Regions from separate parts of the Mus musculus genome. Here regions 2, 3, 4, 5, 6 and 7 are each linked to region 1. A link is a loop called in an ENCODE intact Hi-C map of the cell type or tissue named here. Cell type or tissue: left cerebral cortex. All regions are shown on one strand.

Region 1 (4,000 bases):
CACGTTCTGTCCCGGACTTCGGGGCGGGGAGGAGGCTGAACTGAGGGCGTCCGTGCGGGGGCGTCGGAGCGGGGGCGGGGGCAGAGACCAATTGTAGGGCTTGGGAGTAGCGGCGTGTCCGGTGCTCTTGTTGGGAGTGGGATGATCCCCTTGTACCCTCCTTTGGACTGTGTCTGATCTGAAAACTTCAGACAGCCCCCCACCGCAGTACAGGCAGGGGTCAGGGTGAGTCCTTTTGCTACCTCACTTGGTGTGATTCACGCTGGCTTATGTAAATTCCCCGGAAAGTCTCGAGCCCTAGAGGATGTGACTCCAGCTGGGAGAGGAACCATCTGTAGCCAATGACTTTGAACCCATAACCTCTCTCCAGATGCAAGCTCCCCGGTATGGATCATTGCAGGCTTGAGAGCAATGAGGTTAACTTCTGTGACTTTTCTCAGGGATGCTTGGAATTAAACCTTGCTGTGCAAGTTGGACAGCCAAGTCAGGTCCCCTGGTCGCATGCCACTTGGCTTTCCCATTTTAAAGAAAGTTCAATATGTAGAGATAGGGATATCTAGATAGATATAAACACTTATTGTCAACATTCTCACCTTGTTTTTAAGTTGTCATTTAGTCAGTCACTTTATTCCCAATTATAAATTTCTCCCAAACAAAGGAAAATAAACAATTGTTTTACTAGTTTAGTGTAAAGGAAAAAGGACTAGTGGGAAGTGGGGCAGTGAAGAAAAAAACAAACCAACACATTATAAAAACTGATGCATCTTCCTCCAGACTTTCTTGGATTTAATTTACCAGCAAATCTCTTGGAAACAAACTGAATCTTTCCTTTCCCTTCTTGTATCCCATATTTCAAACTGGAGATTCTTAGTCATAAGATCAGAGCCGTGAGGGGTCCTGAGAGCCAGAGCTGGCACTGCCAGGGAACTGTCCCAGGACAGTACGTATGCTAAGCAGGTTCTCTTCTGACTCCTCCCCGAGTCCTACAGCCAGAGTTTAAAATCGGTTTCTTTCACATTGTGTGTGTGTATGTGTGTGTGTGTGTGTGTGTGTTTCCTTTCCCTATATTCCTCTCCTGGGAACACATGCGAGGTTTCAGCTGGGCTACATCTGCCTGTGCTGTGTATATTTATTCTGGAGTTATAGGGTAGACAATGTAAAATGTTTGTGACAGAGTAGATACATTAACCTTCCAAAACATGGCTGACCCAAGGCATACACCTTCCTGGGTTTCTTTCCCACTGGTACCTTGTGTGCCACCTGAAAGTGTGGGGTCTTTCTTAAATGTGTTCCCAACCACGGGGCTTCTTGTAGTGCTTATCTGATAAAAGGATTACAGTGCCTTCCATATGGATCCAGTACAATATATTAATTCATTAAAAAGTTTTTTTTTCTTGCCTCATGCAAGCTTCCCCCTGTCTTTCCCTAGAGAGCAGGGACTGTCTCTTATCAAATTTTTATTTCATATACCAGCTAATATAGTATATTACATGAAATAAGAACTGGATTCATTGAATTTAATTTTTGTCTTTTGATGTAACTTTTAGGTGTTTTTTTCCCCCTGCATTGAGTTTAGTGTGGGCAAACTGTAAGCAAGATCTCCACCTTGTGGGCATAATCAGAATATCCTCTAATTAGAGAACTACATTTTATAGTGGTGATTAAGTTAAACTCAGAACACTAAATGCCACCGTGGGCCAAGTTATGTCCCGAGGGCAGCGGGGCAATTCACAGTGCTTGGTGACTCTGTGGTTTTGGCTCTTGGCAGAATCTGTGACTGTGTAGTGCCTAGTGACCCACTATGGTACCCTGCATGGGGAGTTCTCTTGCCCACTGTGTAACAGTGGCCAGGGCACAAAGCCTGGCACTGAGCGCATATTCAGCAATGATGCAATGATTCACCTAGAACGAGATGAAGCTTTTCAAGTAGCATCATCACGTTTGTTTGTTTGTTTAAATATCTCACTGCTACAGGATACAAAGAAACTTTTCTCTCAAGTTCTTAAAAGGAAAAAATAATATTGGTGAGGGACTGAATGTGAGGGGAGCAAGATTATTAGTCTGGGAAAGTCCACTTTAATACCAGCCACTCCAAGTTCCAGACTCTCACAGTCACACTAAGGGTACTGATGAAAGGAGGCGTGAAGAGCCAGGCTAAGATCTCATGTCTCAGATGATGAGTGGACTTCATGTTTGAGCCCCAGAACCAGACTTAGCCCTAGGCCCGAGTGTACTCATGACCAGGATGAGATGTATGAAGCGCTTTAACAGTCAAAATGCAGAACTGCAGAAAACAGAGGGATAAGCTAGAGAAAGCAAGCACACACACACACACACACACACACACACACACACACACACACACACAAACACACCCTGCAGAGTGGTATGCCGTTTGAGTTATAGCAATGTTTGATTATTTTAGACAGTGTTTATAGAACCTGCCTCTGCTTTCCTGCTAGCTGACTGCCCTTGTAGCTCCTTAGATTTGAAGCCTGAAGACAGCAAGCACCCCTGCATTCTCTGGGGCTCTGAGATGGGGAAACATCATCTCTTTAGACCTTCAGCAGTTGCGTAGGGATCCCCAAATAAGAACCTATTTTCTCTTTTAAGAATCTCTTAGTACTCCTTAAGCTTAGACCTCCAATATATTCACAGTTGCCTGAAGTCCTGTGTGAACAATGGTCAGGCTCACAGAACCACACTTTCTGGGCAACTTAGGAAAGGTGGCACGAGCGCTGGGAGCCAAGAGTGAGGCTCGAGGTTGAAAGGCTTTCCATTTTCTGACTTGTTCCTTGGGCTAGTTTTTATCTCCCATGCATTTCAATTTCTCAACTTGAGAAATGAGGATAATAAATCGCGCCAAACTTACAGGTTGTTATGCAGCTCAGGTGAAATATTAACGGTAACCATAACAACAGCATTAGCAGACTCTTACTAAGTCCTTACTTCTTCTGGGCGTGGTGTGGGACTCAGCCCAGTATGGGCTTTATTAATCCATGTAGCCCTCCAAGCAAATATTATCCTTGTCTCACCATTAGAGATGGCAAGACAGAAGCATAACCAGAAAGTTACTGGCCTGATGTCACATGGCTGCCAAGTGACAGAGTTAAGGCTCTGGCACCTTTTGTGCATTATAAATGGTAGAGGCAATGTTAAGTATAAAGATGGTTGCATTAAATCAAAGATTCAACTCAAATTAAGCTTTCCTTGAAGCATGCTTTAGGGTTCCTAGTGAGTGAAATGGTGATGGGCTCTCTCTGTAGTCCTGGCCGTAGGCAGACACTCATCATGTGCTTGGCTCTAGTGAACCTCCAGGCAGCTTTAGGCAACCCATTCCTTGCTGCATCTCCACCTGGCCTCCTTCATTCTGATTTTTGCTGAGTTACATACTCTTCTCAAAGACAGAGATGCCCAAGTGCACTTTTTTTTTTGATATTTCTACAAAAGTAAGAGAAAATGTGTTGGTGCCCACAAGTCAACCCCTCCTTCCAGGAGATGGAAGCAAGATTGTAAGTTTAAGGCCAGCCTGAGTTAAATGGTGAGACCCTGTCTTAATAATAAAGCAAGACACTCCAAAATAAACAGAAAGAAGAGAGGGAAAAGAGGGTCCTTGAAGTTTACTCTGATCCCAAAGTGATTCCATGACTCCAATGTTGGCCAATACTACTGACCTTGCCCAGCTTTCTAACTCGCAGCTACAATTCCATTGTTTGTGCTGTTATGAGCTGGGTGGCTGTGTTCCCTCCAGGCTTAAGTATTGAATTCTCAACCCTAATGCCACTGTATTAGCTGCAGGGCCCTCTGGAAAGTGACTGGATCATAAAAGTCATGATCTCCTCGTGAATAGGATTAATGTCTTTGTAAAAGAGACTCCACATCTCGTGCTCTTTTGGTCATACAAAGACCCAGGCAGAAAATTACTGGGTATGAACCTGTAGGAGCGCCTTCAGAAGACACGAACTCTCGTGCGCCGTGCTCTTGGGCTCCTCAGGGTTCA
Region 2 (4,000 bases), 420 kb before region 1:
CCCTGTCTGAAAAAGCAAGCAAACAAAAACCAAACAACAACAACAAAAGAAAAAGGCTGTAGATGAGGAGGAAACAAGTCCAAGGCTGTCCTTGGCCTCCACACAAACACATGCACTTGCACATACACATGCACAGAAACACACAAGATAAAAATAAATTATCAAGGTCAATATGCATGTGGCTGTATGCACACACATATGCTTTCCATGAGTGCAAGGGAACTTGAAAGTGAAGAGGTGGTAAAGCCAAACGCCCTCCACTCTCAGTGTTGCTCACCAGAACCAATCCTGTCTACCGGAGTTGGACAATCCTACTTTCCAAAGGGGCAAATATAGGGGCACAACTCAGGGTGCCTGAGAGTTGTTACTGACATGGTGCTACTGTAACCACTGCCTGTCCATCCTCTCACAAAGAACACAAATCAGCACGCCAACAGAGCCATCTTGTTATCCTATAGGAACGGCTCTGAGGCTCTAGGGAGAAAGTCACTTGTCCAGGTCACAAAGCAGGGGAGCCAGGGACAGGGAGACCTGGCATCCCTGAGCTGCCATCTTCCCTCCATTCATACATCCTCTCCCAGCCTGTGTGTGATACAGGAACTCCAAACACAGGCACCAACAGCATGTCCCATAAGTGACATCTCTGTTCATGGGGAGGTGGGTACTGAGAGCTAAATATGACATACAACTGTGACAAAACTGCAGCTGCAGCAGGAAGCTCCAAGGATAAAGGACAGAAGGTGCAAACACCATCATCTGGACAGAATATTAACAGTGGGCTTGCAACTTGTGGTAAAATCCTTGACCATTCATTGCCTCTGTTCCCTGTAAAGTGGGGAATAAAAACATGTACTCTTTTGGACCATTGTGTGGATTAAATGCAAAGTATCCAGTACTTGGGCACATGACACTGTATAACAGACGAGCCATAATGAATAGTTAATTATTTTACTACTCCAAGGCTTAATGACAGTTCATTACAAGAACTGCATTGTCCTGTGAACATGATACTGTGCCTCTGCGCACACCCAGATGGTGGAGTCCTCTGGCATCTGGGCTGCATATCATTGATATGTGGCACAGCGTCTTCCTTCTACAGGCACAGTGAACACAACACCAAGGGATTAAATCAGGCACAGGAGAAAATGATGCATTCAAAAGGCATGGCACACACAGGCCGTATGAGGCTGCTGCTGCTGGCCCAACAACATCCTGCTCCACAATAAACTGTGTGAGGAGCAGGAATTCGCCCTGAAACAGAAGTAGAGCCAACACAGACAGAAGCCAGTAGCAGTTGTTTATTATTGTCACTGACTGGCACACTATTGCATGGTGCCACGTGTTTCTACACCTAACCCTGTCAACATCCTCACAAGCACGTGAACAATGCACCGTGCTGTGACATTGGGGTGGCTGTGTCTTCACTGTGGTGGCAAGACATTTTCAGTCACTTTCCAGCTGTTTCACAGCAAGGCTGCAATACGGAGTCAGTCTACATTGGCTGGGACACCATTTAGGGGCAATGGCAGTATCAGAGTAAGTGCCTGTCATCAAAAGCCATGCTCAGTCGATACACCCACACAAGCACCCCCACCCACCCCACACGCACACACACCCACGCACACAATTTTCTTTCTCACACAGAGACTGGTTACTAAGTCACATCTTTCAGAATAGAGAGTGGATTTGGCAGACAAGCCTCTTAATGTGACTTTCTTTATTTTCTATCTCCAGCTCTTTTATAAATAGGTTTGCCAAATTGATGCTTAATAGCTTAATATCGGGTTCATATTAATCTCACCCTGTCTGAGCTTCAAAGGGACAAACTGTTCTGACTGTTAATGAAACACAATTTTAGTTGCAAATTTCCCTGGGATCAGAGCTGGGGAAAGAAAAAAAAAATCCAAATGATCTAAAAAGACAAACATCTCCCTGGTGCGCTTTTCAAGCCACTGGGATTTTATGCAGCCTCCTCCCAGAGCCAGGGAAATCCAGCTGCCTCGGGAGCCGCTAGATTAAGGCCCCCAAGGACACTAGATGGCGCAAGAACATGCTCCAAACCATGCAGATGTGCCTGCCTCCCTTCACCCACCCTGCTCCAGGCCCAGGTGGGTTCACTGAGACAAGATTTGTGGTACAAACCATGCAGCCTCCGTAAACACTCCAGATTCTACAGCCCAGAGACAGTTGTTTTCATTTTCTGTTCTGACCTGACACACATCTGGGCATTCTCTTCTGGATTCAAAATGTGAGTAAGCCAGTGGAGTCGGTATTCTGCACTGGTGAGCTGCACCTCAAAACCAAGGAAGGCCAGGTGTGATGGTGCACGCCTTTAATCCCAACACTTGGGAGGCAGAGGCAGGCGGATCTCTGAGTTCGAGGCCAGCCTGGTCTATAAAGTGAGTTCTAGGACAGCCAAGGCTACAGAGAGAAACCCTGTCTCAAAACAAACAAACAAACAAACCACGGAAGATGGAAGATTCCGTGTGCTGTGTATTATACCACAGTCCTTTAAAAAGGGCAGATTGTCCCCAGTAATAGCAATACTATTTCACTCAGAAAAGCTAAGCATAAAAAAACTTGGTGCTGTTTCTTGGTTTGGTATATTGTCCTTTGGCCCCAAAGTAACCAATGTATTTATTTACTTTATGACTGGTTAATTTCAGGACCCAACTACTGTCATTCATGATACAACTTCTTCCCTTACAGAGAAATACCAATCCTGCCCTATCTGAGAAGGCCAGAGGCGGGAGGACATTACAGAGGAAAAGCGTCCCCAACCCCCATGGCCAAAACTTGCTTGCAAGCTGCCTCTCATTTCACTGTAATTCCTTGTGTAAAATGCAAGCATCCCTCATCCAAGCACTGTAACAGGCACAGCCTCCCATCCATGTGCACTGAGATCCACTGGGCCCACTTGTGGTGGGACAAAGTCAGACAAGAGCATCCTGAGAGAAGCCAGGGCTGATGGAGCACAGGTAGAAGTTTCTGTCTAGTCAACGGGGTGGATGATCTGGGATGCTGGAGTCTTGACACTGGAAGAACAGGAGATCAAGTGCTTTGATTAAAATTCAGAGAACAATGCATTTCAGACTCCAGAGCTGACAGTCCCCAGGAGTGGTGCAATGATACCACAGCATAGCGTAGCCACAGAAGCTCCTAATCAGCAGCAGTGAGAGGCACAGGGGGTGAGTCACAAGAAGCACCACTCAGGGTGCTGTCTTAATTGGGGTTTTACTGCTGTGAACAGACACCATGACCAAGGCAACTCTTATAAGAACAACATTTAATCGGGCCTGGCTCACAGGTTGAGAGGTTCAGTCCATTATCATCAAGATGAGACCTTCCAGGCAGGCGTGGCGCAGGAGGAACTGAGAGTTCTATATCTTCATCTGGAGACTGCTAGCAGAACACTGACTTTCAGGCAGCTAGGGTGAGGGTCTTAAGCCCACGCCCACAGTGACACACCTACTTCAACAAGGCCATACCTATTCCAACAGGACCACACTTTCTAATAGGGCCACTCCCTGGGCCAAGCATATGCAAACGATCACAGGTGCCTAGCATGGTCTAAGCACTCAGACTTTCGGTAGAGGGCAATGAGCAGTAACAGAGTGGTAGAGGGGGCTGGAGAGAAACCTCAGCTCCAACTCAGGCTTACAGAAAGGCCTTGCAGGCTTGTGGTGAGACCAAAACAGCTCACCAGAGCCCTGTAATGCCTTCTGGTCTCACCTGGCTCAGGCGCATCTGCTTCTTCCTTCCAAATGTCTTCTGGGCCACTCCTGACCTCCCAGTACCCTAGAGATGTAGGTCAGGATCGTACGCTGTATCTAGGACCAGCCCCCACCTGACCCAGGTGGGCACTACAGGCAGGCATCCCCACACTTCCTCTCTTCCAATGGGGGTTCCCTCACCTTGCTGTTCCCTCTACCTAGCAGCCGCTTCCCTCTTCACAGACTCCTGCCCACCTCCAGATTGAAACTGCAAACCTCTGCTTAGA
Region 3 (4,000 bases), 210 kb after region 1:
CCACCCCACATTCTTCTCCTCGTTTCTTTCATGTGCCTAGTCTTCCTTTGCCCAGGAAACAACCCTCCAAAGATCCCCTAAAGTTAACGGAACTTTCTTTTTCTTCTTTTGGTTTCTGAAGCATGAGCTTACTCTGTAGCCCACACCTGTCTCAAACATGAGAACATCCTACCCCAGCCTGCTAGGCACCGGCATTCCAAGCATACAGCACCACAGCTGGTTTAACAGAACAGGTTTTGAATGCAGTTCATTCAGTTACTTATTGAGAACGAAGGTGACCCCTCCAGTTTGCCACGCATGCAAAGAAGCGAAGATGTGGAGCATGGATGAGAAAGCCTCTGGGCTAGAATCCTGGAGGGGAAAAGAAGGAGAAAAGAAACTAGAATGCTGGAGTTCTGAGATGCTGCTCAGAGGAGCCTAGCAGGTCCCAAGTGACCTGCTCACACCTTTTGACATCTTTGTTTACACTTTTAAACCTCTCAGTAGAGTCTGTTTAATTCTTATCTGGGCCCTGCAGAGGTGATAGGTTTGAGTCCCAATGTCCAGCAGAGGAAAAGAAGGTTTTGCCTTTTAGGTGGCCACGGGGTCAGCAGGTGGAGGACCTGTAGGTGTCTGGTGTGTCCCAGTCCTCGAGATAATAAAAGCTGAGCAGAACTTGTCATTATTATGCAAAGCTGGGCAGGAGGCTTGGACTCTCCCTCGCAGAAGGCAGAAGCCCATCTGTCTTTGCACGCCTCCCCCCACGCTCAGAGGCCTGCTGAGAACTGAGCCCTGGGTGGGTGAAGGAGATGCGTCTCCAGCCCTTGGCCCTGGCGTGTGTGTGTGTGTGTGTGTGTGTGTGTGTGTGTGTGTGTGTGTGTGAGAGAGAGAGAGAGAGAGAGAGAGAGAGAGAGAGAGAGAGAGAGAGAGGGAGAGAGAGAGAGAGAAATTATGGCATCCCTCACACCCTGCTCGCCCTCGGGGAACCACATTAATATTAATCTAGACGAATGATTGAATGTCCGGGATTTATTCGGGCCCGGGTAAAGAAGGACCCGCAGCTGGGTCGCGTTTCCTTCCGGTCACCTGAGTGTTTCTGCAGCTCAGATTCAGTGGGACTTCTACTCTCAGAAGTGGTAGGATGTGGGTGGGTGTGCCGGCCTGTGTGATGTGAGCCCGAGCAGATGTCCAGGGAGTGATGGGGAGTGCCAAGGCTTCTCCAAGGATTGGGGACGGAGGGGCATCCCGGGTCTCAGCGCTTGGCCCAGCACAGGGTGACCCAGGGCCACTCAGACTCGAGAGGAAACAATAGCGACTCCTTAGACCCTGGGATCCTGCCACTGGCTTTCCAAAGCCTTCCCGGACTACCGGCGGTGCCTTTTTTTTTTTTTTTTTTTTTTTCTAATTTATGACTGGAGGCTGGTGGGGGAGGGACAACAGAAAAGGGACAACGTCTAAAGATGGGGGGCAGGGGCGACAGTTAAAGAAGTCGCCCCAGGCTGCGGCGCGGGTGATGTCAGCTCTGGACAAAAATAGAGAGGGATCGCCTGCAAATCCCCAGCTCCGGCTGGGCTAAACCTTGCAATCCCTCTTCGGCCGGCGCCGAGCCAGGGCGCAGCGGCCTCTACCGCCTCCCCCGGCGCGCACACACCAGCACACGCGCACGCACGCACACACTCCCCCGCACTCGCACTCCCGGTCTTCCCCATCCCGCTCGGTGCCGGCCACTCCTGGTACCGGTCTGCCCCGCGGCGAAGCACACAGACACGCACACACACAGGTGGCTGCTGGGAAGCGGGGAGTGTGTTCCTGCAGCCCTGCGGCCAGCGCGACCTCGCAGCAGCCGGTGCAGGATCCCCGCAGCGCCCCTCGGAGCGCTGGCCGCGAGCCGCTCACGGGACCGCGCGCGGTGGAAAGCCGGGACGTGGATTAGCGCCCGCAGCAGCCTCCCGCGCGCGCCGAGGCGCTAAAGGGCTTACCCAGGAGGGGGGTGCGAGGGCGGAGAGAGGCTGCCCGTTAAATACCGCTCTCCGCCGCACTCCGGGCTCACCCAGCTCGCCGCCACCGTCTCCAGACCGTGCCCGGGAGGAGGGGGCGTTCCCCACGCCATGGCATCAACAGAGGGGTGAGAGCTTTTCTGGGTGCCCATGGGGAAGAGGGAGCCGCGCGCGGGGTGGTGCTGCCCTATCCCAGATGGGGACAGAGAACTGTGACCCTGGACCCCTGAAACCCTAGCAGAGCGCTGGAGGTGGTGGGAAAGGGGTCTGGTTTCTTTGGTAGACTAGCTGTCTTTTGAGGACCGGGAGGATTTAACGGAAAGGGGTGAAAAAGTGTGAAAAGAAACCGTGGAGGTTACTTCAGAGATTTAAAGACAATAAAGAATTGTCCACGGAGCCTGCAGGAAACACTGCCTGGGCTGCAAGGAGGGGACCAGTTGGAATGAATGAGCCAGGATCAGAGCCGGGGCGGGGCGAAGAGAAGCGCACAGCCTTGAATGCTAGCTTTGGGCGCGCACGGGTGTGTGTGTGTGTGTGTGTGTGTGTGTGTGTGTGTGTGTGTGTGGGGTGATGATGGCAAGACCCCAGCCCAAGAGGTCTTTGCCTTTGGATATTAGAATTTCCCTGGCGAGCTGCAAGGAAGAGTGGAAGAGATTTGGGTGCTTCCCGAGAGGAGGGAAGGAAACCTGTAGCTTGGAGCAAGAGTTTCCAAACTATCTGGACTATCACTGGCATTTTTATTTTGCCTGTGGCCTTGGAGGCGCCCCTCGCCTCTTGAGGCTGCAGTTGGCATGATGATCATTTCTGTGGTAGGACAACTGTATTTAGCAAGGGGAGAGTATGGGGGATGCACAAGTCCCTTGAATACTCATTCCAAGGTATCCTGGTCCTGTCTCCCAAATGCACTTCTCAGGCTTCCCGGAGCCTAGAACAGAATAAAAATAATAACTAGGGACCCCAGCTTTTGGGCTACTTCACAAATGGCACTAGCTGCTTTGGAGAGATCGGTGAACCTACATGTGACCTCAAAAGCAAGTATGAGGGTCTTCTCGGGACTGTATACTCGAGTCCTTGGTTCTGGCATTTTCTGGGGGCATGTTTAATAGAAATCAAACTCCGCCAACTTTCGGTGAGGTGGTGGGTGGTGAGTGGAAAGATGGTGTTTAAAGCCAGACATCGAGATTCCAACCTCAGACAAAGAAAATACGTCTAAATCTGCCCATCTTCATCCAAGAGAAAGAACCTATTCATCTATTTCTCTCATCCCACGAATCTTTCCAAACATGCCTCGCATCTTGTCTGACATAAAATTTCTTCACATTGCTTATTTACCAGTGTGGACCTTTGGAGTGGTTACTTATCAGAAAAGGTGCTCTACTTTGGTGCTTGTGTGCAAGGAAGGCAGTATCATGTGCTCAAACATATCTCTAGAATTACATATTAGGAGCCCACATGACTTAACATCAGCACACTTCTGTGTTTGGTTTTAAAGGCTTTCATCTTAGAATGGGTATAAAGGTATTTCAGGCTATCTACAGGACCCTTCCTGAATTATTTCTGCCTTTAGAGTCTCAGTTGGAAAACATCTTTGAAAAATATTGTCTTCCAAATGCTGCAACCAACTTATTGTCGATTCTGGTGGCCAGAGGGGAAAAGAGAGGACAACAAACACCCCCAAACTCCATCCATGGCTGCCAAATGGTTTGACATTCAGAGTAAAGCAGGTGCGATTTTCAGGACTGAAACCATTACTAGTCCAGCTAGTGCCACCTTTGTGCATTGTGCAAGGTTAGGAAATGATTGTCAAAGGAACTTGTATTTAAGAGATGAAAGAATTGGAAAAAAAAATCTAAAAACCGGAAACAAATGTAGAAAAATATATTATTTAGGGGCAGTCATCAGTCAGCTGGAAACATTCTGGAAACCCTTCTTTTCTCCCAGAAGCCTTTGCAGAGTCTCTGTTCAGTAGAATGGACCTGCTGGGCTCTCTGGTCGAGATAAAGAGGCAGAAATAGCCTTGGAGA
Region 4 (4,000 bases), 750 kb before region 1:
GGAACTTCGGACTTGAAGATCCATTCGTTGTTAAGAGCTCTGTGGGATGTTGTGTAGGAGCTTGGAAGATAATGTTGAGAACAGTGCAGAAGATGGAGGTCTGGCTTGTGAAATTTCAGAGGGAAGATTAAAGACTCCTTTCAGGGCCATTGCTGTTTTGATTGTGAAGATTCTGTAGTCAGTGAGTGTGCTTTCTCCACAGTGCCTGAGGCAGCCAGAGTGGGAAAGGTTTACTATATCTTATGGTGTGGGACGATTCAGTCCATGGCTAACCTTGTTGCTTTGGGCCTCTGGTTGCACAAGGGTCTGTGGTGGACCGGCACACATGCTAGAAAGGAGCAAAGGAGCAAGGTGGGCCTCAGAGTCCCCTCCATGTACATATCTCTAATGCCACCTTCCTCCAACAGTCCCCACCTTTCGTTTGTTTGTTGTTTTGTTGCTGGTTTTTTCAAGGACAGGGTTTCTCTGTGCAGCCCTGACTGTTCTGGAACTCGCTCTGTCATCTGGCTGGTCTCGAACTCACAGACTTCTCTCTGCCTCCCGTGTGCTAGGGTTAAAGATGTGCCACCTTACTGCCCAGCAAGTCCTCACCTCTTACAAATTCCATTCTCTCCAAATTTTGCTCAGGCTGAAGCACATGTCCTTTAGGGGACATTTTCAGATCCAAACTATAGCAGTCAAGGTAGAAAATTTTACATGTAATATAAAACTAGGTCTGATCACAGATTTCATACCACCAAAGCTAAATAATAAAACCACACTAAAAGGCAGATTTCCAAATCCTGAAAAATAATAACGATATGCTCATATTAATACCAGATGAGTGTCCATTAATCTTATAAAATCTGGCTGCTGCTTGCCTTTTAGCTAAGATCACATGCAGTAAAACATTTTATGAAGCCTTAATGAGGGGACCAACGGATGTTACAACTTGTTCAAGGGAGAAGGCAAATGACAGGCACACCACGTACTAGGATAGACCTGTAAACAGAGCAAGACTGGGTTCCTCTGCGGGGGGTAAGAGATGAGCAGAGCTTTGCTTTGCATTCAGCTATCTACCAGGCAGTCTTGTTCCGCAAGTCTCCTCAGAACTGCAGGACCCCAAAGCTATGATGTACTCGACTGAACGATGCCGAGTTCGCTGAGGCAGTTCTCCCCACACCCTGTGCTAAAAGCTTAAGGAAATATGTGTGCTGTAAGTAAATAAATCTGGGCCTGGTCTTGCAGCTACTCAGGGTGTAGATACGGGTTCAAAGCCTGCCAATGAGATGGTAAACCAGACATCCCAAGACATCGTGGAAGGAGAGAACTGACTCCTGCAAGATGTCCTCTGACCTCCACACATGCAGGCAGCCAGACACAATAAGTGTATTTCAAGATAGACTTTAAGATGAGGGCTATGGCACTTTTCTTACAGGCTTGAGGCTGGAGATTCAATTCCCAGAACTGGGAAAAAAAAAAAAAAAAAGAATAGTTTAAGGTTCCCTTTCAGCCTGTTATCATACTCCTCTGTCACTTAGCATCTACAAAATTCCAGACTAGAAGATCACCTGACAAGACGACAGAGCAAACCCAATGTACAAACAACGTAGAAGGTGCTGAGAGGCGGCTGCTCTTCCAGAGGACCCACCTTCAAGTCCTAGTACCCACGTGACCACTAACTAACATCTGTAACTCCAGTTCCAAGGAATATGATGCCCTCTTCCAGTCTCCCTGGGCAATGAGCACACATGTGGTTCAGATATAGTTGCAAGCAATATACCCATAAAAATAAAATAAAAATGTATTACTCTTTTAAAAAAAAAAGAACGAGAACAATGCAGCAGTAGGTGGCAGCAGAACTCTACTCCTGAAGAATAAAGCCTTTCCAAAAAAAAAAAAAAAAAGTGTGAAATAGGATTAGTCAGGGGGCCCTGTATCTTTAATTGCTCCATACATTTTCCTGAGGTTGTACCTGAGAAGTTGTATTGGACTCATTTCTCTGGGAAGTCCTCAATTTTTGCTTTAAGCCCAGTGAAAGCTATGAGGTATTTTCTCCAACCGTTGGAGAGCCTTCTCCAATCATATCCACCAATTGGTTGCCAAATAGCTTCAAGTTAGAAATACTTGGGAAGTTATTAGATCATACCATACACTGACATTTCTGAAAGTCAATTACGAGTTAAATTTTAGCTGTTCCATGTAATTCAACTTATACATACAGATTCATGGTCACCCCCAATCCCTGTTTTATCGCAGCTGATGGTGGGTTCACACTTAAGACCTGCTTTGTACAAGTTGTTGTTTAGGAAAATGGACTATCTGGCTTTAGTCCATTCTGAGGTCCCAGTGTTTAGCTGCAGTTATCTCTGTCCCCTCGGAGCGAGAACCAATATGGCGGTAGCATCCTTGCCCATCCAGTTCACTGTGACTTTCTCAAGGTGTTTGAGCAAAGGACCTCCCCCAAGGTGCTCGTTCATTTAAATGCCTGTTAAGCAATAGGGCGTAGCTTAGTGATTAAGTGCTAGCCTAGCATGTACAGGGCTCTGGATTCTGTCACCAGCACTTAAGATAAAAAGAGAAGGAAGAAGAGGATGGAGGAGGTGAGAGGGTAGAGGAGAAGAAAGAGGAGTGTGAAGAAGAAGCTGTCTCCATTACCGAGATCACCTATGGCCAAACCTGTAGCAAACGTGCTGCATTAGACTCCAAGGGGCGCGGGCAAAGAAATCTTCATTCTAAGGACGCTCACGGGCATCTGCAGCAGGAGTAGGTAGTCACTAGCAACGGGAGGAGGGGTGAGTACAAACACATCAGCATCAAATGGGATTGTTAAAAGCAAGACTCTCATACCAGTGTAGAAACTGGAGCGTGTCAAAGACTGTGCTCTGTTCGTTAATTTGTGAATGAACCATAAGGCAAAGCTGATTCAATGAGTGCTTGGGTACAGAGGCTTATAGAACTCGGCAGGAGAAGCACGCTCAAAACAACTGAGAATTCCAAAGTGAGATTACCTGGTTACAGATGAAAATGGCAATGTCCCTGGAAGCTGTATATTTGACCCAAACTAACTAACACACAACTTCACAGTGTCCAGGCTCTAAAACAGAAACTAGAGAATCCAACACATGAAATCCTAGAAAATGCAAACATTCTTGGAAAGATCTGTTAAATATTGGAAGAAGAGGCTATTTGAATTTAGCCTAATTCTTTTAGTTTTACTTATTCTGTTTGTGGTTTTGTTTGTTTGTTTTGTTGTGTTTTTTTGTTTTATTGTTGGAGACAGGGTTTCTCTGGGTAGCCCTTATTGCTCTGGAATTCACTATGTTGATCAGACTGGCCTCAAACTCAGAGACCCACCTACCTCTGCCTCCTTAGTGCTGGGATTAAAGATATGTGCCACTCCAGCCTTTGTGTGTGTGTGTGTGTGTGTGTGTGTGTGTGTGTGTGTGTGTGTGTGTGTGTTGTGTAAACACAGCCAATTATGAAATACCCTCCACACCTCTGGGTGAGAATTCAGGTTGGAGCAGTTATATTCAAAAACAAGAACCAATGACTTAAGGCAGAGGAGGTACTAAGGGAGATTCAGTTTATGTCTGACCTCCTTGGATGTGTGGGAACACGACAGTCACTTCTTCCTAGTATTTAACTAAGCGACTTTTCATATTTTCCTTCAAAACTAGTCATTCTTAACAGCATCTCTTAGAAGTTTATCATAAAAGCTCAGTAAGCTCTCACATCCTATTCTTTGCTCTTAATTGAAAAATTCAAATACTTTGTTTAAACATCAAAATGATCCCCTGCTTTCTGTGACACAATATCCACCTGGGGAGTTAAAAACTATGGCCATCAAGAAATATGAGCGAGAAAGGCTAGATGTCCCAACTCTATACTCTTGCTCTGTGTTTCAGGGGTGGGGGCCATGTATGTGCAGGTGAATGTGTGAGGGAGCCAGGAAGCACACTCTAAGGTCATTCTTCCGGCACCATCCACCTTGGTTTGGGACAGGGTCTCTTACCAGCCT
Region 5 (4,000 bases), 140 kb before region 1:
ATACCCGGTTTGAGTCACAGCTCTACCAGTTAGTAGAGCTTTTGAGTTCTGTGCTTTTACTTGAAAATAGAGGACAAATTAGTAACTAGCTATTTTAAAGAGTTGCTAAAAGGAATTAAATGAGATTAGCATATATGTATATATATGGTCTCTCTATCTAGAGAATATATTGATATAGAGTATACACACTCACACACGTGTGTGTATGTGTGCATGTGAGTGAACAAGGTATAATCTTCATACACCTTATGAATATCTAAAAGACTGAAATCATCACATAAAGAATGGATATTCTGAGAAACTTTTCTAGCAGACTATGTCACTTGTTGGTCCTAGAGACATTGTTCAGGCAACTATGTTAACAGGTTTTACAGGTAAACAGAAAGCCCATTTTCTTTTCTAGTTGGTTGAAAAAAAATGAGGTCTATATAACCACTCCAATACTAAGAGTAGATTAAAATGCTATATCACAAACAATGACTGCTCTTATAAAAGAACAGCCTTGCTGATAAAGGGCAGGTCTGGTCAATGGACTGGTAAAACTCTTATCTTTGAGGGCTATTTTAGTTACCTTTCTATTGCTGTGATAGCATGGATCAAACAACTTATAGGAGAAAGAGTTTTGGAGGCTTAAAATTTTGGATGGTTTAGAGTTTATGACTATCATGGTGAGGAACATGTCAGCAGGCAGACAGGCGAGCATGGCATTGAATTAGTATCTGACAACTTTTATCTTGACAGCTAAATGGGAATGGCATGGACTTTTGAGACCTCAAAGCCTATCTCTAGTTGTATACCTCCTTCAACAAGGTCACCCCTTGCCCTTCACAAACAGCTCTACCAATTGGGGACTAAGTATTCAAATATATGAGCCATGGAGGCTATCTTCATGCAAACAATCCCAAAGACATAGCAGAAGCAAGCTTATATCTAACATCTTCAACGAGAAAACTTCAAAAGCCAATTTATATCCATAAAAGAAAGTTCTCATCTTGCTTCCATATTAAATAGCTACATGTTTGGAATCTTCCAGGGTTGTGCAACTGAGCTGTGAGCTAGTCTCAAGAGAGATCCAATTGCAAGAGTTTGAATCATTCACCCCTGGCTTTAACGACCCATGGTAGGAGAGAGGTAAGAATGTCTGTCATGAAGTCTTCCAGGCTGGAAGAGTAAACATTCTTCCAGGTGAAAGAGTGTTTAAGTCACTGTTCATTCTGATGAAATGTCACCTGAAGCTTGGATCCAGTAGTGGGAAAGCTACACTGGAATGTGGCTGTGACCACTAGTAGAAAAAAAACACATACTGATCTTCAAGACTCTATTCTAGCACACATAAACAGTAAATTTCTACACTGTTAAAAGAGGGCCCAGCTACATTACAAGCATTCACTATAGGAATATTGTAATTATTTGTTAGATACTGAGGTAATCACTTTGCTCACATTTTTATATTCAGTTTTCACAGCAACTGTGTAGCAGTAGGGATACTTCATTTTATAGATAAAGAAAATGAAGAAAAAAATAAGAAAGTGTCATCTCAAGGTCCCAGAGCTAGGCAGGACTACAACTACAACCAAGGCCTGTTCATTGTTTCTAACACTTGGCAGGGAAACTCAGTGATGGTTAGGCAATCCATTAGAAGGCTCGTGAAGTTAATCTCTTGGCATCTACCCAACTAGCTTCTAGCTAATGCCTCAATGCTAAAGATTTTCCAAGGCCCTGGCAGACTCAAAACTTCACTTTGGTGACAATTGCTAGAAAATGTCTTCATCTTATGAAGAATCCCCAACAGACATGTCAAAAGGGGGTAAGACAACAGCTACATTATTTTTTCCCTTCAGCTTTTATAGCTATAGCTTGTCTCAACTTTCCTGTTATAACCTTACTGAAAGGCAGCCTTTTCCCTCAGCTTCCAGCAAATAGTCATGCCAAAGACCCACCACCAAGACACATGAGAAAAAGAATCACTCAGGACATTTAGAACGGAGTCCACCAGGTCAATTTCAGTTCTGTCTGTCCAGTGTCAGAAGCACCAAGTGTGCTTTTTATTCAGTTCTACAGTAGTAGTTTTCAGCTCGGCTCATTTTCTTCTCCTCTGGAAAATGGAATCTAAATTAAATTCAGATGATGTGTCCTCACATGCCCATAGTTCAGTAACAGGCTTGGCACTTAGGACACATTCTCTTAGTAGCATATCCCTCATTTGGCTGATGAGGCGAAGGTGGAGGAAGTGGAACTTCAAGGCAGAAACTGCATCCGACAGAAAAGAAGACCTCTAGTGCTATTAAGTCTATCTATTTGGAGAACCCTTAAGGAAGACAGCACACGATGCTAGCATTACCTACATAAGAATATGACCAGGATTCCTGACCAGACTTGTCATCTGAATTATGTGCCTTTGACAAAGCCATTTAACCTCATTATCCATTATTTTAGTGATCTGTGGAACAAAGTCATCAAGTCATTCATTCTTTCAGTGAAAATATTCATTGAACAGTTGTAATATATTAAGCACTGTACTGGCTAGTTTTGTGTCAACTTGACACAGCTGGAGTTATCACAGAGAAAGGAGCTTCAATTGAGGAAATGCCTCCATGAGATACAATTGAAAGGCATTTTCTCAATTAGTGATCAAGGGGAAAGGCCCCTTGTGGGTGGGACCATCTCTGGGCTGGTAGTCTTGGGATCAATAAGAGAGCAGGCTGAGCAAGCCAGGTGAGGCAAGCCAGTAAAGAACATCCCTCCATGGCCTCTGCATCAGCTCCTGCTTCCTGACCTGCTTGAGTTCCAGTCCTGACTTCCTTTGGTGATGAACAACAGTATGGAAGTGTAAGCCAAATAAACCCTTTCCTCCCCAACTTGCTTCTTGTTCATGATGTTTGTGCAGGAATAGAAACCCTGACTAAGACAAGCACTTTAATAGGTGCTGCCTTATAGAACGAGAATGACTGACAAGGGTTTAGCTCTCATGGAGCATTAATTTCCAATGAGGAAACAATAAGCAAACTAATTGTACTGAGTAGAAAGTGCTATGAAGAAAGGGAAACAAGATGATAGGATAAAAAAATGATGAGTGCTTGTGTCAGGGCTATTCAGGAAAATGAAAACATGAGTATTAAATAAATAAAAGATGGAAAGTATTTAACATAATGCCTAATAATTATTACTCAGCCACATTCAAATCTTTTTTGTAACTTCTATTCTTGTCTTTTTCATCTCACAGTAGCTGAACCCCTACTATGTGCAAATGAAAAAGGAATGAAATATAGTTAAGTACCTTACAGTGTGCAAAAATGTAAGTAGTCTGCACACTTCAAGAGAAGGAAGTGACGACTCTCATATAACAAGTAAGAAATGGTTTTATCACTCATTACTGACAGATGGATTACTACTTTCCAGGAAGACAATGGGGTCAGGAGGGAGGCATGCCAGGTGGAGGGACAGCTTGAATAAACTCTGGAAGATGTGAAACAGCTTAGCATGGTCACAGGGCTGTGAAGAGTCCAGAATAGCTAGAGATAAAGCATGGGAGAGTAGGCTGAAAGTGACTCATCAGCAGCTCCCAGGCTTCTTTTCATGGGTCATTTTGAAATGTCTCTTAAGAAGATGGGGGATGTAGACGGGAAAGAATAGAAGACGAGAAAGGTGTCAGAGCCCCATATGGCGTCTACCACACTGCCAGCACTTCAAAATGTGAACAAGAGCAATGTTTAAAATATTCAGGCTACATTCTGTGCAACATTCCCCCAAGACAGCACAAACAGATGTTTTAGGAAAAAAGAAAAACAAATACCCAGTGGTAACTCAATCTAAACTCTTCGAGGGGGAAGTAGGCAGGCATTAGGCTGCGGAAATGTACTTATATGAACAGAATTGGTCTGAGACTCAGCATCAAAGTGTGTCAAGAGCCAGTGTCCTAATGTTGAGGGTCTGGAAGAAGAGACACTTGCTTCTAAACAGAGCCTGGGGGTCCCTTTTTGCCAGAGCCAAAGTAACTTGT
Region 6 (4,000 bases), 150 kb before region 1:
TGGGGAGAGAGGACTTCTTAGACCACTGACTACTACAAGGTTATAAATTCTGCAGCTCTAAACTCGGGCCCAGATCCAGGTCACCAAATGACAAGGCATCTACCATGTCCCATGTTATTAGACATGGTGGAAGAGGGCTGGGTTGTCGTCACCTTGGCTTGGAGCTGTAAGAGTTGACATCTACCACAAGTGGGTTATTCTGGAAAGCCAGCAGTCACACTCCAATTATCTGTTTATACTTTCATGGACCTAGTAGAAAACTTTGTGGTGTTAAGTAAGATCACCAGGGGCTGCTTTGAACTTCACTTAACTCTTAATTAAGTGGTATAGAATATGTGGGTGTGTACAAATCTCATTCTCATTTACACACACACACACACACACACACACACACACACACACACACACACACACACACACTCCAGGAAGGGAGTCCAAAATTAGTGATTTGTATTGGCACCTTCTCAGAGTACAAACATGGTAGCTGGGTTTCCTAAAACATGAAGAGTTGCTTTCTATAGTAATGAAGCAGGAGATATTTAGATAATGTTAGAAGACTACCATTACCTCCAACTCTGTCTAAAAACTTTACACTCTTGAAGGCCTTTATTTTCCTTTGTGGGGACTGTACCAAAAATCCAGCTCCTGGAAGGAACAATGAATACTTACAACATCTACTAGAGCAGAGTACTAAGGCCATCTTGATGTCTTTGAAAAAGAATTCCGAGTGTGAATGGGCATACTACACTGGGGGAACTGAAAGCCTTTCTCTCTCTCAATCTGTAGGTGAGTCATGGTGTGGGGCAGAGGGCTGACTGCAGAGCAGGGAGTGCTGTGCTCAAAACTGGTTCCATTGTTTGTTAGCAACTACAGACAAGTGACTTGTCCTCTGCACATCTACAGAGGCTCATTGCCTGTACTAAGGTTACTTACTCTTACTGGCTGTTAGAGCTGAGAAGTCAAGCACTTCTTGGAACTGCCCTAGATAGATATAACGGTATCAAACCAAACCAATGAACAAATTACTCTCAGCACTCAGAAACTTAACATTCAGAAGGTATCCAGGACTTGTTTGGAGGACCCAACTTATTTTAGAGACATTCATTACCTGTATCACTTGATGATTTGGGCAAACCCTGCTGTCCACAGTCTGTCAGGACACATACAACTCTGACAATCTTAACTCACACTGACCTGGAAAGGCAAGAAGCTTCGTTCACTATGGGGCACAAGGCCAAGTAAGAGGTCATAGCTTTGAGGACGAAGCTGATACCAGTACAGAAAGTATTCTTGTTCTTACATTGATAAATGCTGCCACTAGGAACTTAGGGATCTGGGCTAGGGGCTGCTGTGCTGTGTTTAATGCTTTTCTGGTTAAAGTTTTATCAGTGTTGAAGACAGCAGGAGCCCATAAAGTGAATCTGAAACCCTTACTAAGTAAAGGGAAAATGCTTTCCTTGAGGATTTCAGAGAGATGGTAATTTAAAGAGACAGGTTGGCAAATCTTATATTTCTGTTTATAACCACTGCATAAATGCTTGCATTCCCCAAATACTGATTTAAAGAAATAGCATGATTGGGTGGAGAGGCAATGATCTGTTCATTGCTAATATAAGGTCAACATGTAAAGATCAATGATTACTGAGAAAGACAAGACAAGCTTCCAAACTGTCAAGTCTTTTCAATCTTGTGATAGTTTACACTCTTTCTACAGTGGCCCTTCTTTTAAAATTTTGGCAGAACAGGATATCACTGGAGGTTGTCAACTCAAGATGTATTAAATTCTCCAGTCTTTGCAGACAGATGGTAAGACACCAAAATTGTCTAAGCCATCTACTAGCCACCAGCTGGGGAAAGTATACATATTTTTAGATCTCACACTCCGCTCTGCCCCAATATCCTTGTATGTGTGGTGAGTTTCAGTAATCCTAGCCTACAGCAGAGTGGCTTGGCAGTTTCCTGGCCTCAAAGGGATAAATCATTTTCTAGCATGCACAGGGCTGAACAATGACATAAATAGGACTCCTACAATAAGTCTATGCTGTTTCTGCCTCAGAACTATCCTGTACATACACATGTTAGCTGCCCCTAAAGCTTTGTGATAAGTACACAGGCAAGCTGGCTGACAGGAAAAGGGAGATGTACTACTCCAAGGTGGACTCCTTGGATCTGGAAGTCTAGACCTTGATCAACAGCAACCCCAAGGCTGCCTGAATCCAGTTCAGACAAAATCTCAAAGTGAACATGGAAATACCACACAAGCAGAGGAGATAGAATCACTGTCCACTTACAAATATGAGTTTCCTTCCAAGTTTCCTATTTTAGTTTAGCACTTTAGGTGTATGAACATTCTCTTGTATAACATAAGCATTTGTTCCATTAAAAAATATGGTCATCTCTTGACTTCAAATCATTTGGAAAGAAAAACTGATGTCTCAAGAAGATGTGGTGCTTGTGAGCTTGCAGTTAGTTGGGTATCTCCCAGCACACTTACTACTTCCTGGATCCTGAAAAGCATGGTTGTAAGAGACTGTGATCTGGGAGTGTGGGAAGGCCAGGAAACCCAGCTCTGGAGCATGCCTGGACATGCTACATGAAGAGAAAACTGGGCTGTGTGAGGTGAGCTGACGGCCTGCTGCAGGGGAAGGGAGGATTCCAATTATAGTAAATAGAGGAATGTTTGCTAGCTGCCAGGGAGGGACAAGGATTCCCCTCACAGTGCACTGACCACCATAGACTAACCTCGGAGTGAAACTGCTAAGTTTTACAGTGACAATCTCCACCTGCCAATATACATGCCAGCCTTTTATGTTGTGACAGGCCTGTTAATCCACACAGCTGGCCGAAGAATTCTGGGTTTTATCAGATGCTTTAGTGACCATTTTGGAAAATTGAGGCAATCTGAATTCTGAAACACTGATTTCAACCTTTAATCAGATTTCTGTGCCTCACCCCAGTCCTTAAGGTCATTTCCTTTCTACCTTTTCAATCATTTTCCCATTTCCACAGCACTGAATTATGAAACTTAAGTCCTAGATAACCTCACATACTAAAAATATCTTCTTTCTAGCTCTGGACTCTTTCTCCAACCCTATTTTAACCCAGTTGCCCTAACACTTTTCACAGAGGCAGAACTGGACTATGACAGACTGCCTATTGAGTCAGTTTGGCCCCACTTGGCCACATTTGCTTTAAGCTTCAGTACAAACAAAGTGGGTTTGTTTTCTGTTTGCAGGTAAGGAAAACTGATATCCTTTCGAGATGTTCTAGAACCTTCCTAAGGAAGTGATAGTGTTGACTTGCACAATATTCCAGGGGCTGGCTTTCCTGAGTAAGTTCAAAGCAGCCATTGGGGGGTTAGCTGAAGAGCCCTCCAAGTTGATCAAAAGGGCTCTTCCCATGACCTACCACAGAGAACAAGAAGCACACAGTCAGAATGCATACAACCCCTGGTCCCTTGGGAACATGTGTGCCTGCTGTGGATCTGGGGACATTTCCAGTAGAAGAAGTTTGTTGCCTGGCAGCTTTCACAGATATCAGAAGCCATTACATACACGCTGTCACACACACACGGGGAAGGGGCGTTTTCTGCAGGGAATGCTAAGTCTTCATGTGTCCTCTTCTTCACTGGCACCGCTACAAAGGAAAAGGAGAAGCAAGTGAGTTCAAACGTCACAGAAAGGAGGCAACGCAGTACAGGTTGACAGCTTTGTGCTGCTTCTATCATGACTGAGCAGTAGGCCCACAGCAAAGTGTCTTAGTTGCTTTGATTTCTGATTTCTAAATTTAACTACCGTTGTCATGAAAATTTACAAAAAAAAAAAAAAAAAAAAAAAAAGGACTTACTATCTTGGGTTCTGGGAGAATCAATTAAGAACACGTGTAAAATACACAATGCCCAGTATACAACCAGTAAGTAAAAGAGCAGGAAGATTGTCAGACTGAATTTTAAAATTTTAATTAACAAAATAAACTGCTGGTAGAAACCAGTTTTATTTCC
Region 7 (4,000 bases), 740 kb before region 1:
AGTGCTTAGACCAAAGGTATGTGCCACCACTACCCAGCTTAGGGTATTTTAAGATTGTGTTTTAAAAGAGGCCTTGAAGGGCTATTTTAGTGTTTTCTTATCTCAGTCACAGATCAGATGCTTTTCCATGACAGAAAGAACTGGCCTAACCAGTTCAAGGATGGCCAATGAAACCAAGGGCCTGACTCTGGAGAGGAGACCATGGGACAAAGGAACAGGTAGCACACAGACAGTGTGAGGAGTTTTGAGGGCAGAAGGCACCGTGGCCAGCTTTACTGTGCTTGCAAATTCAACCAAAACACACTTGAAGCATTCTGTACAGCAGCACCCATGACATAAACAATGTTTATTGTATCTATTTTGAAAACAGACAACCAGAAAGGAGTTTAGTTTGTGAGTTTCTGCAGAGCCCAGAGCTGGGATTGTTCCCTGTCACTCACATTCAGCTTGGCGTTCAATAGCAAAATAAAGCTCCACGGTACCAGGGGAATGAAATTTGGTTAAAACTGCTACAGGAGGCACTCTTGCAATAGGCCTGATGGCTTAAATGCCCAAAAAATGTCCATAAAATGTTTATGTGTATAATCTGGGAGATTTCTGTAATAATACCAGATATGTCCAAAGAGAAACTTGTAAACTGTGTAAAGTCAGTAGCAATGAAGTTCTACGGCCTGGACACTTTCAACACAAGAGCTCGTGTATTAAACTGACAACTTCTGTCCTTGACAGAGACATAGAAGATAAGGAAAAAGGCATTTACAAAGCACACATTGTTAATCTTATCAACAAAAAAAGCAAACCCAAACATGACTAATTACTTTGCCTCGATCAATAAATAATCTCAAGTGTGTGCTTGGTGTTCTAACAAGAACCTGGCCATCAGTTAAATAAACTGCAATGCTCTGCCTGCTGACATGTTAATAACTTTATGGAGTTTAAAAAATTATTGTGTGTGTATATGTGTGCGCAAGTGTGTACACCAGAGTGTACTGTCCAGTGCTGTGTTCATGCACACACACTATATGCATTCAGATGCCCTCAGAGGAGAAGAACATCAGATTCTCTGGGTCTAGAGTTATAGTCATGTGGCTGTGAGCTGCCTGATGGGCTAGGAACTAAATCACATCTTTTGGCCTTCTGCAAGAGCAGCAAGTGCCTTTGAGCACCAAGCCACTTCTCCAGCCCCCACCTTGTAGATGTTAGACACCACATACAGAAAGATTATTTTTCATTTGAAATTCTCAAAGGAATCTGAACATTTCTTTTTGTGTATCTAAGATGTGTGTGTGTGCACACATGCAGACATTTCTCTTTCGTTATTATCTCTAGGATGGACAAAATTAAAACATTTTTTTAAAAAAAAATACAATTTCTAAAGCAGAACCCATCAACAGCACAACTGTAGTCATATTTCAGATCTTTGCCTAAAGGGAGACACCATCAAGGCTTAGAAGAGCTTGAAGCGCCTCTTCTCATGTTAACACCTTATTTTTTTTTTTAAGATTTATTTATTTCATATACGTGAGTACACTACTGTTGTCTTCAGACACACCAGAAGAGGGCATCAGATCCCATTACAGATGGTTGGGAACCACCATGTGGTTGCTGGGAATTGAACTCAGGACCTGTGGAAGAGCAGTCAGGGCTCTTAACTCCTGAGCCATCTCTCCAGCCCCCTGTTGACGCCTTATGTATTGAGATTTCATCAACAAAAATTCCAAAGGCTAACCAGATCCTGATAGGCCAGCACACACCACAAACAGGGTCGGGAGAGACCATCTATATTTTTCTGAGCTTCAATTAGCAAGACCAACCGATTAAGAGGAAGCCAGGGACTTAGCGTAGACAAAAAGTTCCCTTTCCCCAGCCTGCAGGGGGCAGTAGTGAGGACCTAGCATAGTAATAAAGTCTGATGCTTCAAATAACAACATGACACAGATGTGACAGGGATCCCAGACACTTCTGGGTACTTCTGTAATCTCAGGGAATAAACATCCCTCCAAATAAAACATGCCCACGTCCCTCTCTGTCTACTCTAAAGCAGGCACAGTCCAGCCGGCCACAACACTTCCCTGCTCATGAGACAGTCTCCTGAGGCCAGCACAAACCTTCCCTAGAGGCCAAGACACTTACAACACAGGCCATTCCAGACAGTGCTAGCTCCTCCAGAGCTGAGGTATGTGAGTCCTGCCCACGACTGATCCTTTTGTTCGGAGCTAAGCGGTAGCCTTTTGAAGGGGTCCACTTGTGTTTAGTCTGCAAACACACTCACTGGAAATGAACAGTGCAAGATCTTATGTGCAAATATTTGCAAACCTTTTTTTTTTTTTTGAGCAATACACATTTTATAAATTCAAGTGAAATCCAGGTACAGGTCTAAGTCAGTTGCTATCAGCCACCCTCTCATATACACACCAGAAATGTGGCTGGTTCCTGAAACTGGAGTGACGGTAAGGCACCATTTACTGAGAAGGTTCACTGAGAGGCGCAATGCAAGACAAAACTCTGCCAGCTTTGTAGGTTCTCCTAAGCCAAAGCTCATGATGTAGACAGCACATGACATCTGAACATACATAAGAATGAACCCTCATCCACAGAGTAGCACAATGATTTCCCAGTAACTCTGCAATTAAAGTGATGAGGACACATTCCCAGGACCAGGTGTGATATGGGCTGCAGTTGACTTCCATGCTATACAGAACCTCTACTGTTCTTTCCACCCATTGGCTTCTGCCCCCTAAGATGATAACGGGAACCGCAGAGGCTGGCACGTTTCAGATGCTTGTGTGTCATCCAACCTTCTGCTACAACGCCAGAACATTATAAACTAGGAGCATCAGCCAGTCCAATAGGATGGGGAAGGCCCAAACATAAGGATCCCGGTGAGTCAGGCAAGGCTGGAAGTCAGGAAAACAGTGGTATGAGGAGCCAGTCATAGACACCAGAGTGGGGAGGCCGACAGATGTTTCCCAAAGGCATGAAGACTTGGCTTGTGCCCTAAAGTAAATAAGGCAATATTGCTCAATGCAAGAGCCCCCTTGGTGATCCATGGAGGAGGAGAGGTGCCCTCATCCTAGCTCTAAAGTAGGAACGGGTTCCTGGAGGTGGCGGCTCAGCTGAGGGAAGCACAGTTCAGCTCTGAGTCCTCCTGGCTGCCACTTGCCACGTCTTCTAGTTCCAGTTCATCGGGGCTGTCGAGGATGCTGGGTTCACTGGAGCACTGGCGGTGTGGTGGGGGGAAGCTGGGTGGCAAGAGCAGGTGTTTGTCCTCGCCGCCAGCCTCCTCCCCCAACCCTGAGTGCATCATGGTGGCCATCGCCAGCAGCTGGATGTCTGAGTGGGCGTTGGCCACTGTGTGCCGCCGGACACTGCCACACTTCTCCAGGTATGCCTCCCCTTCCTGTTCTGTTAGAGGGGTCAAGACCATCTCGTTCAGTGGCCGGCCAACCGTGGTCATCAGAGAGGCATAGTTCAGGACAGTCACCTTGGGCCGGACCCTGGAATGCCTCCTGGCTGCAAAAGAAAAAGCAGTAAAAGCTGTGATCTGGCGGACTGGTGGTAACAGTGACCGGAAACTTCCCCTGGAAGAGGGAGGGAGTAACTTCTGGGAACAGCTTTAGTGGAGCCCTACTGAGTGCAATGGAGAACAGGGCTATCTAAATGTCATGCAGTTTTACCTGTTTACAGCAGATCCCGAACCAGGTCGTTCAGAAGCCTATAGTAAACGCTCACCTAAAACTTTCCTGGATGGAATGAGCGTGCAATGCCCCCACCCCATTTCTTGGTGAGGTCTGAGCTTCACTGAATTGGCCTTTAATTCACCATCTTCTCATAAGACATACACATTAGCCAGGGCTTCAGAAAGCTACTCAGGAGGGCTGGGGAGGGTACTTCAGTCACTAAAGTGGTTGTATTGCAAGCCCCAGGACCTAAGTCTGATCCCAGGAACAAGCAAGCTCAGGCCAGCTGCAGTGGTGTGAGCTTACAAATCTAGAGCTGG

What was found. Hi-C counts contacts between places; a loop is a spot of excess contacts. Peaks named below come from ENCODE experiments on the same cell type or tissue, not always from the same donor. Only the 100,000 strongest peaks of a DNase experiment are listed, where the experiment ranks them.
Region 2: a loop joins it to region 1, with 7 times the contacts of the local background. A loop is called at or near these places in 16 of 42 quality-filtered maps.
Region 3: it touches region 1 in a loop (2.5-fold over the local background); 3 of 42 quality-filtered maps call a loop at or near these places.
Region 4: a loop joins it to region 1, with 4 times the contacts of the local background. A loop is called at or near these places in 15 of 42 quality-filtered maps.
Region 5: it touches region 1 in a loop (2.9-fold over the local background); 2 of 42 quality-filtered maps call a loop at or near these places.
Region 6: a loop joins it to region 1, with 2.9 times the contacts of the local background. A loop is called at or near these places in 8 of 42 quality-filtered maps.
Region 7: a loop joins it to region 1, with 2.9 times the contacts of the local background. A loop is called at or near these places in 10 of 42 quality-filtered maps.

Annotation. Positions count from the first base shown.
Region 1 is chr2:102,451,975-102,455,974 of GRCm38, forward strand. No RefSeq gene overlaps it. Among named protein-coding and RNA genes, the nearest start is that of Fjx1, 2.2 kb to the left of the region's middle. In left cerebral cortex, a CTCF peak has its summit at 1,606 (motif pointing left); DNase peaks (open chromatin) are centred at 243 and 1,593; H3K4me3 peaks cover 489 bases; H3K27ac peaks cover 296 bases.
Region 2 is chr2:102,028,801-102,032,800 of GRCm38, forward strand. All of the region lies in intron 4 of Ldlrad3 (low density lipoprotein receptor class A domain containing 3), which reads right to left. Among named protein-coding and RNA genes, the nearest start is that of Gm39888, 39 kb to the left of the region's middle. In left cerebral cortex, a CTCF peak has its summit at 2,032 (motif pointing right); DNase peaks (open chromatin) are centred at 1,110, 1,463 and 2,026; H3K27ac peaks cover 566 bases.
Region 3 is chr2:102,657,198-102,661,197 of GRCm38, forward strand. It overlaps Slc1a2 (solute carrier family 1 (glial high affinity glutamate transporter), member 2), which reads left to right and starts at 1,492. Exons shown (of 11, transcript NM_001077514.4): 1 at 1,492-2,104. The coding sequence starts at 2,088. LOC115489466 (a long non-coding RNA gene) reads left to right here and starts at 2,111. Exons shown (of 2, transcript XR_003953884.1): 1 at 2,111-4,000. In left cerebral cortex, a CTCF peak has its summit at 1,609; DNase peaks (open chromatin) are centred at 730, 1,171, 1,599, 1,956 and 4 more places; H3K4me3 peaks cover 3,074 bases; H3K27ac peaks cover 3,837 bases.
Region 4 is chr2:101,704,470-101,708,469 of GRCm38, forward strand. No RefSeq gene overlaps it. Among named protein-coding and RNA genes, the nearest start is that of Traf6, 28 kb to the left of the region's middle. In left cerebral cortex, a CTCF peak has its summit at 1,833 (motif pointing right); a DNase peak (open chromatin) is centred at 1,799.
Region 5 is chr2:102,313,164-102,317,163 of GRCm38, forward strand. The region is part of intron 4 of Trim44 (tripartite motif-containing 44); the gene reads right to left. Among named protein-coding and RNA genes, the nearest start is that of Gm52521, 51 kb to the right of the region's middle. In left cerebral cortex, no CTCF peak of the experiment used is centred here; DNase peaks (open chromatin) are centred at 2,142 and 3,578; H3K27ac peaks cover 683 bases.
Region 6 is chr2:102,300,869-102,304,868 of GRCm38, forward strand. Trim44 (tripartite motif-containing 44) reads right to left here. Exons shown (of 5, transcript NM_020267.2): 5 at 1-3,636. The coding sequence ends at 3,609. Among named protein-coding and RNA genes, the nearest start is that of Gm34268, 56 kb to the left of the region's middle. In left cerebral cortex, no CTCF peak of the experiment used is centred here; a DNase peak (open chromatin) is centred at 1,878; H3K27ac peaks cover 2,011 bases.
Region 7 is chr2:101,713,954-101,717,953 of GRCm38, forward strand. Prr5l (proline rich 5 like) reads right to left here. Exons shown (of 9, transcript NM_175181.5): 9 at 332-3,513. The coding sequence ends at 3,113. Among named protein-coding and RNA genes, the nearest start is that of Traf6, 38 kb to the left of the region's middle. In left cerebral cortex, a CTCF peak has its summit at 1,874 (motif pointing right); a DNase peak (open chromatin) is centred at 1,880.